Regions from separate parts of the Homo sapiens genome. Here region 2 is linked to region 1. The links are chromatin loops, found by intact Hi-C in ENCODE. Cell type or tissue: Calu3. All regions are shown on one strand. Links, peaks and the distances in the headings refer to the core of each region. The heading gives the core; the rest is flanking DNA. Region 1 overlaps SHC4 (SHC adaptor protein 4). Region 2 has its middle 72 kb from the start of FBN1-DT.

What was found. Hi-C counts contacts between places; a loop is a spot of excess contacts. Peaks named below come from ENCODE experiments on the same cell type or tissue, not always from the same donor. Only the 100,000 strongest peaks of a DNase experiment are listed, where the experiment ranks them.
Region 2: a loop joins it to region 1, with 5 times the contacts of the local background. A loop is called at or near these places in 8 of 110 quality-filtered maps.

What each region holds. Positions count from the first base shown.
Region 1 is chr15:48,854,542-48,857,459 of GRCh38, forward strand. SHC4 (SHC adaptor protein 4) reads right to left here. Exons shown (of 12, transcript NM_203349.4): 8 at 1,412-1,583. Among named protein-coding and RNA genes, the nearest start is that of EID1, 22 kb to the right of the region's middle. RefSeq lists a silencer at 1,011-1,305. In Calu3, for the core only: no CTCF peak of the experiment used is centred there; a DNase peak (open chromatin) is centred at 1,500.
Region 2 is chr15:48,715,847-48,718,764 of GRCh38, forward strand. No RefSeq gene overlaps it. Among named protein-coding and RNA genes, the nearest start is that of FBN1-DT, 72 kb to the left of the region's middle. In Calu3, for the core only: no CTCF peak of the experiment used is centred there; no DNase peak of the experiment used is centred there.

The sequences.
Region 1 (2,918 bases), core at 218-2,717:
CAATAGCAAAGACATGGAATCAATCTAGATGCCCATCAATGGTGGATTGGATAAAGAGAATGTGGTACATATACACCATGGAATACTATGCAGCCACAAAAAAGAATAAAATCATGTCCTTTGCAACAACATGGATGCTGCTGGAGGCCATTATCCTAAGTGAATTGACACAGGAACAGAAAACCAAATACCACATGTTCTCACTTATAAGTAGGAGCTAAATATTGGGTACTCATAGACGTAAAGATGGCAACAATTGACACTGGCGACCACTAAAAGGAGGAGGGAAAGAGGGGGGCAAAGGCTGAAAGCTATCTGTTACTATGCTCACTACCTGGCTGATGGGATCATTTGTATCTCAAACCTCAGCATCATGCGATATGTTGATGTAACAAACCTGCACACATACTCCCTCAATCTAAAATAAAAATTGAATTTAGTACACATGTACACAAAGAAGTGAACAATAGACACACTGGGGCCTATGTGAGAGTGAAGGGTGGGAGGAGGGTGAGGATTTAAAAACTAGCTACCAGGTGCTATGCTGATTACCTGGGTGACAAAATTATCTGTATGCCAAACCCCCATGATAAACAATTTACCCTTGTTAACAAACCTACACATGTACCCCTTGAGCCTAAAATAAAAGGTGGAAAGAAAAAAACTAAAACAAAAATAAAATAAAATAAAAGTTGAAATTATAAAAATAACAACAACAAAAAAGAAGAGGGGTCAAACATTATAAAGAGATACAGAATACTGAAGAAGGAAATAGATTTAGCAATTAAACCACTGGTGACCATTGTAAAAGTAACTTCCATCAGATTGTCAAGCAGAGTTCAGATCTTCCAGTATAGTGCACATGTTAACACAAAGACAGGGACAATGCTTTCTAGAAGTTTGTGGGTGAAAGGAAGATGACAAGGAGGTGGAACATTATTAGGTTGGGTTGAGGGAGTCCAAGTTTTTTGCAGGCAGAAGGAACCAATAGAGAAAGAGTGAAGATTGAGACAGAAGTTACTGGACAGAACTAGGACACAGAGTTGGCAGGAGAGGTTTGGATGAGAAGCACAGGGAAAAGATTAGCTTTGGAGATAGTTGCTAAGGAAGAGAAGCAAGGAGAACATGGGCAGACTTAGAGCTGTGGAGGGGTGAAGCTGAGGATAACATGTTGGATCGCCTCAGTCTTCCCAGTGAAGTGAGATATGAGATCATCTGCTGAGGCTACAATTGGGGGATTAGGAGTAAAAATGATCTAGTGTAGCCTCTGACAGTTATTCATTCTCTGGCTCTGTATTTGAGGAAGACAGGACTTTCTCTAAACTAGCATTTGGAAATCCTCAAAGTAAATGCTCTAGTGATAAGGGCAGAATTGCATTGCTGGTTCCAACAACAATAAAACATTACATACCAAATAGCACAACTTTTCACACTGTATGGGGCAGTAAGCCATTTGTTCCGTGGCTTGAACTTTGATCCGCATATCTGAAACACCACCTACTGGTGGCTGCTTCCCTGGAATTTCATTGTAATATTCATGATCTTCTCTCTCCTCGGCATGGCTATCAATATGCACCTCCTCACTGTGAAGGAAAAAAGAATCCTCAAGAGGCTGGGCGAAAATTCAAATACTGTAAGGGATGCAAGGGGATCAGAACCAAGCAAATCATCCTGAAAAACTTTGCATTCATGTTTTCAGTTTATAGCTGTGCTTAAGTGATGTTAAACATTTGGATGGGAGCAGTCAGATGGTTGAGTTGTTTAGCTTTCTGTAGACAAAACGGGGTAAGCCAATAGAAAGTGCCAAGGGTGATGCTTTTGTGTCTCCTCCAGTGATAAAAATAATGATAATAACAATATATGAACTTCCTAAATGTAAGATATTTTTGTCATAAGATCATAAAAATACAAAGTATTCTTGAGTATCTCCAGCACACTTTGATTGTTCCATTTTGGAAAGTTTTGCCCAGATAAAATTTAAATATTGTTCTTCGGGTATAGGGCCTGTCCCAGTTTATTAAACCAAAATGAAAAAAAAAATAAGAGAGCTATGGCCAGCTATCTTGTCTGCACAGATCTGGAGGAGTACATGGGATTAACACAGAAATATTAGAACCATATGTGGCAAGTGGGTAGATTTATATAAACATGGAATTGTTTTTAAAATTGAAACAGGGCAAGACAAACAAACAGACTTTTCTTCCAAATTGGAATCAGGGAAAGTTTCTTACTAAAAAAAAAAAAAAAAACAAGAATAAATCAAGTCTATTTGGATTGAACTGATTCAACTGACAACTCACACAGTTTTGTTAGGTTCATTACATGTCAATAAAATGATAGCACTAAGACAGAAGTGCTATCCTGGGAAAAATTCAGCATCAAGGCCTCCTGGTAACACCCTCTCCTTTGCTACCCTAGACTACCTCATAAAAGGAGATCTCCAAACCTAGTATTTGTTGATACACAAAGTGACATACCAGAGGAAAATGCATTTTAAAGTACCCAAGAGTTTTGTTTCTCCGGCATGAATTGTGTGAGCCAGAGGCATCACTGCATTCCACACTTGGTGAGGTCTGACAGGCCTGAAAGGGTTCAGCTTTCATTGCAGACTTTCTGTGCCTTAGAACAACCAAATCCTTGGGTCCCACCGTGTTCCACTCTAACCACAGTTTAGCTGAAGCCTATCTATTTACATTGCAAACCAACTGACAGGAATTCCTACAAGAGACATTTGATTCTTATTTTGCTCTTTGTTCTTGCTGTGTTTTTTTTTTTAACTGATATGTAAAGGATCTGGGGTTGAAACAAATCTGAGAAGTTTATTGATGTTTATTATTTTGATTTCAATTAATTAATTCAAAGCTCTTTATAGTGCTAGAATAACAGAGATAATCTATTCTTACTTTTAGTGAGAAGGG
Region 2 (2,918 bases), core at 300-2,799, 140 kb before region 1:
CTGAAATTTCCTATCTTTTCATTCATTGTAAGCATATTTCCTTTTACATCACTGTGCATGTGTACAACAGCTACTTCAAAATTCTTGCCTGTTACTTTCAACATTTGGATCATCTCAGGTTTGGTCTGTGTTGACTATTATTTTTCTTGAGAATAGATCACATTTTTTGTTGTTTCTATTATGTTGAGTAATTTTGGATTATATCCTAGACACTGTGAAAATTATGTGAGAAGACTCTGGATTTGGTTATATTCCTCCAAAGAGTATTACTTTTTATTTTGTTTTGTTTTAGCAGGCAAGTGACTTAGTTAGACCAAAACTGTAAACTCTTCTCTCTTGGGCAATAACCCAAATCTCAGTCCAGTTATTTTATTCTTAAGGAAGCTACTTGGAATCTGGTCCATCCATGAAGAAGTCACAGATCAACAAAGATTTGAGCAATTTTTAGTTTCCCTTTCCTGGTTTTATGATTGCTAGGATTCCCCCTTCACTTTCCAGTAGCTACAATTGCCTTGAACTCTGTGCTCTGATTCCTTAGACCAGAAAGACTCCCAATTTTCTATGGGCATTTCAGCTACCACATGTTGCCAACTGTGGTCTGCCTTCAGGCGAAGAGCTGTTAAAACACAGGAAATCTACCCTTTACCATTCCCTTCTCCCAAATGCCAACCTCCCTCCAGAATAAATTTCATTTTGTTCAGGCTTCATTGCCTCCAGGTAGATTTTTGTTTGTTTTTTATTTTGCCCAGAGGTTATAATTGTTTTCTGTGGGAGGACCAGTCTAGCAGAAGCTTAATCAGGCATTCCTAAAGTGAACCATCAACTTTAGGAATGCTGATGAAAATTTTTCATACAAAAGAGTAAAACTTTTATTTAGGAGAGTGGAGGTAAGTAGAAATTCTTTGGAGAATGGTTGTGAAAATTTAAGGAGAATGAAACAGAACTAAAAATTACACAGCAAGAATTCAGACTATATAGACTAAGGAGGTCTCCAAGCCAAAGGACACCTCTAAGCAGGTGCTGCACCAATTGGCAGTAGCAAGAAGGAAAGCAACCCAGAGTTTATATTGTCAATACTTTCATCTCTACATGTCCCTGTTAACACTTACCCTTCCCTTCCTGATGTAAACCCCTCCCCTCCTAGAGTATCAACAACACATAATACACTTACTGAGTTTGATTTCCAAGTTCCTCCAGGCATAAGTCTCTCCTCCATTGATGAGCATCTGAGTGGGTAAGTGTAGGCTTTCTACTGCCATGGGTATCAGGTTTATCCTTGTGTCCTCTTGGGTGAGTTATCTTTCTGAGACTTAGCTTCTTCACCTGCAAAATGGGGAAAGTGAACTAACAGGTCTTTAACCATTTTTTTTTTTTTTTTTTGAGATGGAATCTTGCTCTGTCGCCCAGGCTGGAGTGCAGTGGTACGATGTTGACTCACTGCAACCTCCGCCTCCTGGGTTCAAGCTATTCTCCTGCCTCAGCCTCCTGAGTAGCTGGGACTACAGGTGCACGCCACCATGCCCAGCTAATTTTTGTATTTTTAATAGAGATGGGGTTTCACCATATTGGCCAGGCTGGTCTCGAACTCCTGACCTTGTGATCCGCCCGCCTTGGCCTCCCAAAGTGCTGGGATTACAGGGGTGAGCCACCGCACCCGGCCAACCTTTTTTTTAATCTCCGAAATTATATAAACTTGTATAGAAATTCTACAAAACATCAACATGCTTTAAACATATTGCAAAATCATTTTTTTCCTCTAACATCTGCTATCCCATACCACACTCAGGGTATCATGTGCTATATAAAAATCCACTAGAGGGGAGTAAAACATTAAGTGAGAACATACAACAACTCAAGTTGGGTATCCTGTATAAATTATACTTGCAACTGTTACCTTATGTCTATTGTTTCTGATCAATCTCACTTAATTGCTTTAAAACCCAAAGATGTGAGGGAATCACTGATTCCATGTCAAAGTCTTCTGCTCTGTGGAATAAAGCCCCACGCCTAAGGCTAGGGAGTCTTTGTACTCTTTAAAGCCACTCACTAATGGAACAAGAGCAGTTCCTTAAAACAATACACATGCCCATTCCATTTCTAGTTTTCTTTTTATTTATAACTAAGTTATGGTGACCAAAAAGATTCCCTAAACCTTAATTCAGAAGAGAAGTTTCCTTCTGAGCACTAATTCTCACTGAAAGGCAAAAGCAACTGCAGTGTTCCTGATCCTTGAGTAGTTCAATATTTAAAGAGACTGCAGAACATTGTCTTTGTTCCAAGTTCTTTGCACCCCAAAAGCTGATTTCCAAGTTCTTTGTTCCAAGTTCTTTGCACTCCAAAAGCTGATTTCCAAAAGCTGAAGGAAGGAGTCCTTAGGTGGGGGTCCCCTCACATTAAGATTATTAAAGACCCTGGCCCATTGGTTTACTACTTCCACTTTAAAGAAATATAATTTTAACATAGTAAATTCATCACCTCTTCAAAGTTTTCCAAGAAGATCTGGGCCCTGGTTCTTGTTCTCGGGGAGAGACATTTTCAGGGAAAGAGAAGAGGGGACACGGGCAGGAGAAGGAAGGTGGCCCCTACTGAGGCTCCACTGGAGAATCAGCTTAGAAGGCTAGGCATCAGGACGATCCAGGCACACACATTCTTTAATTTGTATTTCTAGAGGGTGTCTACATTTCTTACTTTCCTAGTAGTTACAGAATGATAAAGAATGGATATCACTAACTTTAGAGTCAGCTGACAAGAGTTTAAATCCTAGATAAATTAGTTGATTTCAACTGTAAGTCCATAAGGAAATGGTGATGAAAACAAAAGAACAAAACTTGTTCCTTCACTATGTATAGCTTGAGAAGTGCTGGTGGACAGAGGCTGCCTTGAAGCAAGAAGTCCCTTTAGTTTAGGGACTTGGGCAG